2 separate regions of the Mus musculus genome follow, and region 1 is linked to region 2. Evidence: chromatin contacts called from ENCODE Hi-C data. All regions are on one chromosome and are shown on one strand. The core of a region is the stretch at or near the end of the contact, and the rest is flanking DNA. Distances in the headings are between cores, read along the strand shown.

Evidence for each region. A loop is a pair of places that touch in the nucleus more often than their neighbours do.
Region 1: a map of gastrocnemius shows a loop between it and region 2 (9-fold over the local background). The contact joins the enhancer-like site here to the promoter of G0s2 in region 2. A Hi-C loop is called at or near these places in 17 of 37 maps with a recorded cell type or tissue (T-helper 17 cell, gastrocnemius, heart and 3 more).

Annotation. Positions count from the first base shown.
Region 1 is chr1:193,314,165-193,320,802 of GRCm38, forward strand. Lamb3 (laminin, beta 3) reads left to right here. Exons shown (of 23, transcript NM_008484.2): 4 at 6,268-6,382. Among named protein-coding and RNA genes, the nearest start is that of Lamb3, 15 kb to the left of the region's middle. Within about 2 kb of position 2,009, at least 3 of the 3 ENCODE cell types and tissues checked have a DNase peak (open chromatin) inside an H3K27ac peak, as active enhancers do; they include gastrocnemius, heart and left cerebral cortex, where a contact is called at or near this core.
Region 2 is chr1:193,271,508-193,277,407 of GRCm38, forward strand. It overlaps G0s2 (G0/G1 switch gene 2), which reads right to left and starts at 1,681. Exons shown (of 2, transcript NM_008059.3): 1 at 1,482-1,681; 2 at 653-1,295. The coding sequence starts at 1,267. The coding sequence ends at 956.

The DNA of each region.
Region 1 (6,638 bases), core at 759-3,258, 43 kb after region 2:
TTTTAATGTAATCTCCCTTAGGGAATGTCAGCAAGTCAGACCTCAGCACAGGTTTGGTATATCAGAGACATAGGCAAATGTTTGCAAAGGGTCCCAAGAGAGTAAGTGTCACCCTTGAGGGGATGGAAAAAAATGAAAATGAATGTTGGAGTTGAATGGTTACTGTCAGAGGGAAGCAGGACCTGGTCACATACAGTATGAAGCTATTAGATCGTGGCTGCTATGGGCAAGGGAATGGGCTTGTGGAGATAAAAGGACAGAAGAGAGGAGAAAGGCCTAAGGGGATGGCCTGGAGATACACCATTCCTGGGGTTCAGGCCCTTATTAACAACCAACATGGCCCTTCCTTCAAAGGGAGTCAGAGAGATTTTATTCTGGGTCACAAATGAGTTGCTGCGGTCTAGGAACTCAGATTCAGGTCATTCCTAGTGACAGCTACACTGTGGAAGTGGTCACATGAACTGCCTGATGACACTGCCAGCTTCTGGGTTCGTGGAAGCTTGCTGCCTGCTAAGCTTATGCATTCAGAAGGTTTTGACCGATAGATAATCAGAGGGTGTTGGGTACAATGCAAAAGATGGGGAAGACCTTTCTATCTCTGGATCTGCAATACTATGACTCTCAACAGTCATGAAGTTCTAATCACCTTTAGAATCTTTGACACTGGTCTGGCATTTCTAGGAAATTCTCCTCATGCCTCAAGCAATGTCCTGTAGGCCTGTCTCTGCCAGCTAGGGCCTCTGTGACCACAGCATGGACTTAGAAAGCCATTGTCAGGGGTAGAATTGATTTCCCACTCTTGGCACTAGGGACATCTTTGCTTTAGAGGGATCTGCCCTTTTTGGGTGAAGAGGAGAGGAGAGCAGTGTTTAGAAAATCTACTTAGTCTCGTGCGTAGTGGTGGCCGTATGACCTCTGTATGCCTTTAGTCAGAATTGCACAGGGTAGTATGGAGTCAGATGCCTGGTACATGAGTCTCTGCTTCATCCATCTAGCTTTCCTGACCAGTACACTGGGGATACTCACCATGTAAGATGTAGTATGTTCCCATCAGAGGTCTTGGAAGGGTGAGCCAAAGGTATGCCGGTAGTGCTCAGGAGAGCAGGCGTACTGCAATGTAATTTGGGGGTATGTGGTGAACCTGGGCTCTATAATCAGCTTTGGAAAATCGCCTTTCTCGATTTAGTTTAGACAGCAATAGAGCTGTCTAAACAGTTTGCTCTGAACGAGAAAGGAGATGAAGTTGAAAATGGCTAACTGCCCTGGAGCCTCTTCCTACCAAGTACCTGCTTCCAGCCCTGACTTTAGCCTTTTACTGGTTCTAGGGAGACTTCAGGAGACTGATCAACCCCATGTTGAGGAAGGGCTGTGGGGTGCCCTCTCTGGCTTCCCACAACTCTTCCTTTCCTGAGAGCCAGATTCCCCATCAGACCTCTGGTCAGTGTCTTCTCCTCTTGATTCTTTTGTCCTGCTGACACCCAGGCTTCTGTGGTTTTCTGGAATGATAAGCTCGGTCCAGGGAGTTTTAACCCATGTCATAACAGGGACAACTTAGCATCACATGTATCTTATGAAGCTGACATGAAGACGTGTGTTTTCTTTACTTTTATTTCCTTTTTAGTTTTTGTAGATTTTTTTCCTCCAAGACAGCAGGGCTTTTGGTTCGTTTTATTTTGTCCCTGGTTTCCTCCTTTGGGCCTTGGCTAGTGCCCAAGACCCTGGAGATAGCTTTGATGAAAACAAAGCAGCCCCCTAGATCATCCCTGAAGGGACTACATCTTGGCTAATCAGAGCTTGCTTTCCTATTCTTGCCTACTGTTCTTCAGAGCCTTCCAATGCACGCTCCTTCCTTCTCTGCTGTGATCCAGGCCCATAGGCTCTTGTTCATTCCTCTGCCCTAGTTTAGCTCTCTGGAAGGGGTTGTCTTTCAGCCAGATTGCTGAGATTCTAGAAGGCTCCAGGAGAAAGTCCAGCCTCTCCAGCTGGAGAGAAAGCAGGAGCCAAACTGGCTGGAGGCCTGGCAGGCTGGACTGATAAGAATGCAGCATCCCTTGGATAGCGCACAGGGAACATGCTGGCTACGTGACCCAGGGAGGGAGTCAGCAGCTGCTGGGAACAGCCATTGCTGTAGAGAAAGGGGCACATAGGGCCTGTGAGAAGAGACTCACACACACTAACATATACACACATTACACGGAAAGGGAAACTGAGGCCAGGGGGAAGGCACACAACTTGTCTTCAATTGAATTCCTATTGTAGCTGTTCTATTTCAGGCCCATCCTGCTGGCGAGTCAACAGCAGAGCTGCTTAAAATACCTGTCTGAAGCTGGGGCTTAGCTTCCCTTTGAGTGCAAAGCCAATTCCCTCTTCAGCCGTGTTACCAGACATGAAGCTCGTAGTGTATGAGCCCAGGAAGCCATCTGATCCCTCATCAGTACTTGTTCACGTGGGAGGGTGGTGGAGATGATTCGAGGCCCCCGTGCAGTCTTTATGACTGAGACAGCTCAGAGCAACGAGCCCACACTGACACCGAATATCTTTAACATATCTTATTTATAATCCTGTCTATATTCCTACATATAAAAGTCAATACCAATTATATAAAAGTTTAAACATATCACAAACTAACGAAAAGTGGGAAAGCCACCTAAAATCCTGTTAGAGAGATAATAAACTGATCTATATGCTTCTCAGTTGAAATAGGTAAATATTGGCAATTTTGTGTGTGTGTTTTCCCTACTATATTGATATATTTTCTTCCCAACATAGTCTGTTCCTTAAAAACTATATCTGAAATCATATTGTATGTATGAGTTTAAGCTTACCTTTAACCCACAAAACATAATAATGTAATCATTTCCCCATACAATTGCACAGTTTCTATAAACTCTTTAATAGTTACATAACTGTCATTTCGGAGCACCAAGGCCATTTCTACCATCTCTGGCTCCTTGTAAAATGTCCTAGGCTAAGAAAGAAAGAGCCTTGTGTTACGTGCTGCCATGGCCAGCAAGGGATGGGCTCAGCTCCCAGCCTGGGGTGGGGAGCTCTGGTGACAGCGTTTGCCAGAAGGCAGCTGGCCCTGTCTCTCCTCCGGACATGTGCTGAGTACAGGCAGAATGAAGTGGAAAATATGCATATGAGGCGGGGCAGAGTGAGGGGAAGGGCACACTCCCTCGCCAAGGACCAAATAGGGTCTAGGGGGGCCTCCTGCCCTAGTCTTCTCTTGCCCAGAAAAGATGACGCTAAATGCCCAGGCATTTCAGCTAGTAGCACATCTCTCATCACCATGGCAGCTAAGCTGAGAGAGCTGGAGAAGTTGGGTCCTTCCCAGAGTGCTCTCTGTGCTATGGGTTCCCCCAAGGTCATCTTGAGGGTCAGCACGAGCCCTGCTTGGTTCTGTGTGAATGAGACAGCATGCTTCTGGTAATGTCTGTTGCTCAGCAACTTTATTGGGGGAAAACAGATAAATACTATTTTCCTCAAAGGGCTGCTGTGAAACTTGATTGGGTTGTTGTTGTTGTTTTGATTTTTTGTTTTTTGTTTTCTTTTTGTTTGTTTTGTTTTGTTTTGTTTTTTGTTTTGTTTTGATACAAGGTCTCATTTAGCTCAGGCTGGTCTTGAACTCACTGTATACCTAAGGACTCGACTTTGAACTTCTGATCCCCCTGCCTCCACTTGCTCAGGGCTGGGATTACAAGCATGTACCAGCATGCCTAGGTTTTGCCATCCTAGGGATCACACCCAGAGCTTTGTGTATTCTAGGCAACTGCTCTGCCACCCAGGCCCCTTACATAGGCTCTGATATTGAAATTATCTGATACAGTTCTTGATACCTGGCCAGAACTCCCTCAGTTAATTTCATTTTCCCGAGAGCCCGGTCTTGTTACGTTGCCTACTCTGACACCAAACTTGGGTTTAAGCTATCCTCTTGCTTTAGCATCCTGGGCAGCTGGTAGCATAGGTAATGGCTTAACCTTAATACCTGATTCCTTACTTCCTCTCCACTCCTTTCAAACAAGCTGAGGTCAGTAAAGAAATAGCTATTGATCACATGGATGAAAATAATTGGCACTTGTTGAGCATTGTCAATCACTGCTCGTTCGCTCACTCATTCATTCAATCAGCAAGTGCTTAGCAGTGTGCCAGGCACTTTCTCCATGCTGGGAGGCAGTGGGGAAGAAATATAAGCCATCGTCCTCCTGGAGAATACACTGTAGAAGGGGAAGATAGATAGTCGACAGAAATGAACAGGAAGTACAGCAAGTGGAGATGGGTGGTCAGAGAAATCCAGGATGGGAAATGGCTGGTGAGGGACAGGCACAGTCTACTTTACTAAGGCATTTTTGGCTGTGATCAGGAACGGAGAGAGTGCTGTTCCTTCACTGACTAGGACTAAGTAATGGGAAGTGTGGAGGAAAGCTGAGGCCCTGGAAGAAGGACACTCAGCTCCCCTTCTTTTCTGGGCCAGTGCTGTGAGCACACAGAGGCAACATGGTGCTGGCAAAAGAGAGTCCATAGCTCATGAGCAGGTCCAGCATGGTCACAGAGTGCACCTGAGCGAAGGTCCCCATGCATGTGACACTGGCTCGGGCAACATGTGGCCTTCCCTGCACAGAGCTGAGTCTGAATCTGAAAGGTGATGAGTTGAGATTAGAAGATTAGATCTCACAGAGGAGGAGGATTAGAGGAACACAGAGGCCTGGGATGTGTAGAGAATCAGCAAAGCCCAGTGGTCTTGCCCAACAAGCCTTGCTTCTACCCTGGAGTGAACTTTGAGCCCTGTGGGTTGCACTCTTGGATTTGGGGCAGGATTTGGGGTTATGGCTACTCAGAGAGAACAGGTGTTTGTATGCGGAGCCCGAGGAAGCTGGGGCAGGGCCACACTGTGCCTGGGGGAAGTGGTATGCTCATATGATCATAGGCACAGACTCAGAGACAGATCACCTCTCTGATCACCTTCGTTTCTCCATTATCTCTGCCTCGACCAGGAGTTCATCCATGTAGCTCTGTAGTTCAGTCCCATGTCCCATTCAGAGGGACGTACAGGGAATGGGAGATGTGGGTATTGTTTGCTAGACCTGCCTCAGGAAGACAGCTATGTGGTTAGTGTCGTCAGCTTGACGGACATTACAACGAGTCCAGCATTTGGGGCATGCCTGTGCAGAATTACCTTGATTATGTTAACTGTGGGTTTAGCTGAGATCCTGGGCTCATAAGTGGGAGAAGTGCTCAGAGCAGCCCCAAGCGTTCGTTCATCCTGTGCTGCTTGGAGCAGCCCCATAGGTTCATCCTGTGCTACCCATTGACTGTGGATGTGATGTGAGCAGCTAGAAGCTCCTGCAGCTTTGGCTTCACCAGTACAATGGTCTGGTCCCCTCTGTTGGCAGAAGGGCTCACTGAGGCTGGGAAGAGAGTGTATGAGGGAGGGCCACCTTTGTTTCACTCTGCTTAGTCTCAGTGTGGGCGCCTGGAGGGACTTGGACATTGGGAACTGGTCTTTGTGACAGACAGGTTGGAACCCTCTGAGGTAGCAGAGGCTGCAATGATGGCTGGAAGAGATCTGATGAGGACAGAGCATGTCTTGAACAAACCCTTTATTAAGTTGATTTGGTCAGAGAGCTTATTACAGCAACAAGAACAGGAGCTAAGACAGCTAGCTTCTCTCCTGTGGGTAGGGCATCTTGGAGCTGGGAAATGGTAACCAATGGTGGGCTTCCTTAGAAAGGAGTGTAACCTCCAGAGCCCAGTGCCATGCCTGGCACATGAGTCATGCTCAACAAGTACTTTGGGGGAGGGACACGACTCTAATTCAACCCTCGTTCAACTTACTGAGGAAAAAGACAGAGTCGGAGAGGAGGAATAATGGAACCAGTATCAGATCCTCACATTCCTTTGTTCTCTTCTGTGTTCCCTAACACAGTAGGTGCTAAGTCAGAGTGGGTTTCCCCCTCCTTCCCCCACCCACATCCCATCTCTGCAGTTTTGAGGCAATGGCATGAGCCAAGATTGTTTTCTACCACTGTGTGCCCCTTCCCCAACCCCAATATTGATTTGCTTTGCTGTAACTAGGAAGACCTCAGATTTAAACTAAGTGATGGTCAGTAGCCCTGGGTTAAGAAATTCATCTTTCTTAGTGTGTTAGTGACATTGCCAGGTCCTTTGAGGGTGAGATTCGAGATGAAGATATGTGCTAGGTTCCCCCAGCACATAGGGGAGAGCCCCCTGAGGACCCACTCTGAGCTGTGCCACTTCCCTCCCCTACAGTGGCAGATGAAATGCTGCAAGTGTGACTCCAGGCTGCCTCGAAATTACAACAGTCACCGAGTGGAGAATGTCGCATCGTCTTCAGGCCCCATGCGCTGGTGGCAGTCACAGAATGGTGAGGACCTGCCACATGCAGGAGCCCGTGATTATGGAGGCTCCACAGGCTGGGGCATATGGAGGTGTTCCAAGATGATCTGGGTTTCTGCGGCAAAGGATGTGGGAGGTGGGCGGGCAGAACCTTCCAGCTTTGCTTTGGGGGATCTGTTGGATGCTAAAGGCAGTGAGGAGAAGGTGTGCTGGCAGAGAACCACATCTGTTTCACTTTGCCCTTGTCTCTATGGGTGGGTGCATGGAAGGACTTGGGTCTTGGG
Region 2 (5,900 bases), core at 431-2,930:
ACCCTGGGGAGTGGCATCAGGCTATCTTCTTGGCCCTCCCAGGACACTTTGGGGAGCCTCATACTGTTACTAAATTAGCTGTTGACACAAGATCAGCTCTGACTCCTGGGAGAGGACTCAAGTCTGCAATAACAGTCTTTTCTCTTTCTAAGCTTACTGTGGTCAGTTGTGCTCTTAGGAGAGAGAGTGCTTTTGCTCCCACCAGCTGGCTGGGCTTCTTTTTTGCCCCATCCTTCCTCTTTCTCTTCCCTTCTTCCCCACTCTTCCTTCTGTCTTTCTTTCTCTCTGTTCTTCCAACCTCCTCCCCTCCTCTCCTTCCCTTCCCTGTCTCCTCTCCTCCTCACTCTAATATTTAAGCAGAGAGATCAGCCATAGGAATCTCCAGCACAATGGAGTAAAAGACAAATAACTTTTTCTTTGCTCTAGAAATCCACTGGTTCTCTCTCTCTCTCTCTCTCTCTCACTCAAGGTCAGAAATTGATTTATCTTGTGATCCAAAAAATGCTAACTCCTGTACCATGTTTAGAGTTTCACTCTTGTGTGAGTAGAACTGTCTTGTGCCAGGCAGTATTCAAGCCCCAGGTATGAAGCAGGACTAGCCACAGTTCTGGGTGAGAGAGTCATCTCACCTCCCAAGAATTAAATAATGAGATAGAGTATAAAAGGTTTTTATTTCAAAATGCAAAACGATAGTCATTGCAATAATAATAATAACAATAAAAATAACTGTATAAAAAGCCTGTCTCCTTCTCTAATGCAAAGTGATAGCTCCTTGATTGCTCGCACAGCCTAGGGCAAATCACAGTGCGTGCTGCACAGCAGCAAATCAGTCCCAGACCCCTTAGGTGATCTGTGTGGGGTCAGTTCTGGATTCGGTGGCACCTTGAAACAGCATGTGACTCTGTTGCCCACCTGGGTCATGATCTGTGTCTCCCTTCTCTGTCAGTCACCGGCCTTAAGAGGCGTGCTGCCGGAGGGACAGGGCCCGGCTGCACAGGGTCGCCTCCTGTGCCTTGCCTCCTGCCAGCAGGGCCTGCTTGTGGAGGGACTGCTGTTCACACGCTTCCCGCAGCTCCACCACTGCAGCCTCTTGGTCGCGCAGACGGCTGGCGGCTGTGAAAGGGCTGCACACCGTCTCAACTAGGCCGAGCACCACACCGAAGAGCGCCAGCACACTGCCCAGCACGTATAGCTTCACTAGCTTCCCTCGGGGCTTCTGCGCCATCATCTCCTTGGCCAGAGGGATCAGCTCCTGCACACTTTCCATCTGAGCTCTGGGCTGTGGGTGGCTGGGCCTGCAGAGTTAGCAGAGAGGAATGGGGTTGAGTTCGGGTGAGGGAAAGAAGCAGAGAACAGGGAACCCTAAACACAGAAAGGGGGTGGCTGCTGACTAGGGGAACTCGAGCCCAGGGGAGAAGGCAGCTGGGGGAGGGGGTCTGGTGTCTCTTGCCCACCCTCGGTTCCCGGGCCTGGAGGCTCACCTAGGGTGCAGTGGGAAGAGAGGCAGCACTTGCTGGAGAAGGTCAGGCGTCCTTGCGTCAGACTGGCTTTGGCGTTCTTCTTCCCTCAGCTGCTGCTCTTTGGGAGGGACACTCCGCAGCTGCAGCGCTCTGTGAACAGAGTCCTTATATCTTTTGTCCGGGATCCGCCTCCTGGCTCACTGGCCTGAGCCCTGACTGCAGAAAGAGAAGCGGGGCGGGAGTGGCAGCGGGGGGTGGTGGTGGAGGGGGAGGGTGGGGTGGGGTGGGGGTGGGGAGGGGTGGAAAGGAAGAACGGGAGGGGCGCTGCGGGGGACCAGGGAGGTGACCACGAGTAGTGCACGCCCCTGCTGTGTGCGCCCTGAGACCCTAGCCCGCTGGTGCTGCAAAAACTGAAAGCCCAAGGCACCACTTCAGGGTGCAGCTGAAGAGGAGACCACCAGGTGACGGTGTGGCGTGCTTCCCTTACAGGACACACTTTCTAGTCTTGTCTGTTGCTCTGTTCCCTGGCCCAAGCTCCCCTGTAGTCCAGGAGGAACAGAGACAGACCCTAATGAGGGAATCTGGGGTTCGTTTTCGTTCAGAAAGGTCACCTCTCACCAGTCAGGGAGGGTGTGGGTGGAAGGGAAGGCAACAGAGGGAACCTGCAGTGAGCAGGCAAACCAAATCGAAAAACCGTACCTCCAGGGAGTAGAATGTTCTTCCAGAGTGCTGCTTTCTTGGCTGTTAGGTTTTGCTAAGACATGAGAACAGCGGGAACATTGCTAGTTACCTAATAGAAAGATTTTCTTTGAGGGTTTGAGAGTTTCTTCTAATGCATAGAGGTGTGTGTGTGTGTGTGTGTGTGTGTGTGTGTGTGTGAGAGAGAGAGAGAGAGAGAGAGACATGGAGAGGGAGAGGGAGGGGGAGGGGAGGGGAGGGGAGGGGAGGGGGAGGGGGAGAGGGAGGACAATAAATTAGCCTCAGTAAGGTGCTTCCATAGTTATTTCTGTATTACAGGGAATAGTTATTAAACCCAAAGCACATATCTGTAATTCCAGCAAGAGGCAGGAGGATGGTGAGTTTGAGCATAACCTGAATAAACTGAGATTTTGTGTCAGAAATCAAAATATAGAGGGTTATAGATGTGGTTTTGTGGTGGAGTGCTTGCCTAGTATGTGTTAGGCTGTGTGGGTCATATATATTTGTACACAACACACATGCACACACGCACACACAAATTGCCTTCTCTTCTATGTTTACTTGAGAAGTGAAATTGGCGGTAAGCCTTAAAGAAGGCCCGTGGAAAAAATTGTCTGTAATGAAAGTATTTCACCCTCTTACAGTGATTCCATGCCACCCTTCTCAGGTTTGGGAGAGTGTGCCCTTAGAGTGGGGATCCAGGACGGAGGACACTCTCTGGAAGCTGGTTAGATTAAGATTAAATATGATCCCCTGGGTGGGGGTGGGGTGGGCTATAATTTAGCTGTGGCTATCGGTGTACCTGAGTTAACAAAGTAGGGAAAGAGGTAGGCCAAAGGGCTTGAAGCAGGGGGTGGGGCGGGGAGGAAGGGGAACCAACTGGCCAGAAAATTGCAAAGGTCACTGATGCAATCTTGCAACAGCCTGCTCAGCCTTCCCTGTTAGAGTCCAGAGCCTTAGGGGAAAGGGTGCCAATCTCGGGGGTCCAAGGTCACTGCTAGACTCAGAAGGTGCTGATCACCCCTTGGTCTGCTACTAGTCCTTCGGGTAAGAACGTGGGGATTGGCTCAGGCTGTGAACGTTTCAAATGTAAGGTTCACACTTGAGTTGATACATAAGTGATCAAGGTAACCACAGGCCAGATGAGGATTATTCTTGGAGGATCCTGACTTGGCTTTATTCTCTTAACCTTGTCAATCCGGAAAGTTCTGTGGAGAGGGCCCAAGCCAAGGCTAACTTCAGGGTTGGCATTGTTCTTAACTCTTCCTGATGGTTTTGGAGCACTCCTAGTGGCTGGCAGCAGCAACCATGGAGCTTTCCCAAGAACCATGAGGGTTCCAGACACAACGGCTCCTGGGAAAGAGGATGATGTGTGCCTTGACAGGAGGGCACCCACTTGGTTTCCCCTCAAAAGGTGAATCAGCCCAGTTTCTGACCCAAAACTCCAAAACTGACTGGGCTGAACGTATTTCCTGTGTTTCTATAACTTAGACCGCTGTCATAATTCACCTGGGGTTCCTCTTTCCCAGGGCTACATGAGATGAACATCTTCATCTAAAGTAACCTGACCTTGACCCCTGACCCCACTAGCTTGCTGTCAGTGCCTAGGCAGCAAATGATAAGGGTTGAGGTCACTGGTAGATTTGGTGGTGCCTGTTGAGGGAGTATCAAGGGGCTGAAGCAGGAGGCCAGCACAACTCTGTCTGCTGGAGAAAGACCCCTTAGCTTTTGGATGGGAGGTGAGGAGGCTGGGATGGGATGGGGTGGGAGGACTTGGGAATGAAACATTTACCTTGACTGGCCCGAGACTACTTTAAGAAGTACAGGTCTGTGTCGTATTTGGGCCCGACACAGGTTACAGTTATGAAGATCAAACCAAACCATAAGGTGGCCAACCCTCTATTTAGCCCGGGGTTGATGAGGACTTCTCATGTTAAAGCTAAAACCGAGCTGAGCAGAACAGGCATCTAACCCCCTTTCTGAGTTTAATATGTAGTACCTCAGGGTGGGAAAATTATACAGTTAAGGAGTTTATCTGACTCATGGTTCTGGAGATCCAAGGTCAGGGGCCTCATCTGGACTTTTTTTTTTTTTTGTGGTAGATTATGGACAAAATAAAAGGTGTCATGTAGGGGCTGGAGAGATTGATCAGTTGTTAAGAGAATTGACTGCTCTTTCAGAGGTCCTGAGTTCATTTTCCCAGCATTTACATGGTGGCTCACAACCATCTGTAATGGGATCTGACTCTCTCTTCTGAAGGTAGCTACAGAGTACTTGCATGCATAAAATAAATAAATAACTCTTTTAAAAAGTCACAAAAAAGTTGTCATATAAAACTTGGGAATGTGAGTATGTATGTGCATTTCTGTTACTCCTCTGTTTATAAAATGTATCTAACCCCAATTACTTCTTTAAACACTATATTCTTTAAAAAATTTTTTTATTAATCATTTTGTTTGTTTACATTTCAAATGATAACCCCCTTCCGGGTTACCTCTCCACAAATCCCCATTTCATCTGCTCTCTCCTCCCTCTCCCTCTCCCCTTTGCCTCTATGAGGGTGCTCCTCCACCCACTCACCCACTCCAGCCTCACTGCTTTAGTATCCCCAGTATCTAGAGTCCTGAGTATCACTCAACCCTTACAGTCTATTCAGCTCTCATCCTTCTTAGCGATGCTAGAAGAGGCGGTTTACATTTTATCTGGTTTGTTTTTCAAACCCCCTTTACAACATCAGTAGCATATAGTGAGGGAAAACCCACAAAGGGTAGCTTGTCATCCAAGGGTGGGCCAGTGAGCACGGGCTGTGCTGGGCAGGTGAGGCAGGGACCACAGTCTCCCAGGCCCTGGGTGGGCAGTCTGCTGTGTTATGATCATTACTCTGTTGTCTCTGTCACTACTTCCTACCGCTTGTTACCAGCGCAAAATCCCTGTCTGCCCCGGGATTCCAGAAGCCTGGAGAAAGAGATTGTCAGTGGGCATAGGATTGAACTACTTTTGTATTCACTCAATTAAAAATACCTCTGTAGTCCTTCAGTCTCAGCCATCCCTGTGTGTGCATGTGTGTGCCTGTGTGTGTGTGTGTGTATATGTGTGTGTGTGTGTGTGTGTGTGTATGTCGGGGATATGGTTACATGTGTATGGAGGTCAGAGGTCAACCTTGAGTATCATTCCTCAGGATGCTGGTCTCTTATTAAGCTTAGAACTCACCAATTCTACCAGACAGGCTAGCCAGTGAGCTTCAGAGAGCTCCCCCAGTATGGGGGTCATGAGTATGTACTACTGTGCCTGGCAGCTACTGCCTCCTCCTCCTCTTCCCCTTCCTTCTCTTCCCCTTCCTCCTCTTCCTCTTCCTCCTCCTCCTCTTCCTCTTCCTCCTTCTTCTCCTCCTCCTCTTTCTTCTCCTCCTCCTCTTCCTTCTTGTCTAGGATCAATTTCAAGTCCTCATGGATACAAATCTAGCACTTTATCATCTAATCTATCTCTTCAGTTCCCCTTGAGTCATCATGATTTCATATTGGTTAGTTTTAGAGAAAGGGCTTCCTGGCACTCAAGCCTTATGGATAATTTAGGACTTGTTCTGCTGTACTGAGATTGAACCTAGGTTCCCATCTGGGCTGAATATGTGCCTTGCTACTGACCTACAGCCCTAGATGGGCAATTTTTAAATGTATACCTCTGACCTTCATTTCCTTTGCTTTTGCAGTCTAAAGTTGTGGAGTATAGAAATTTCTGTGTGGA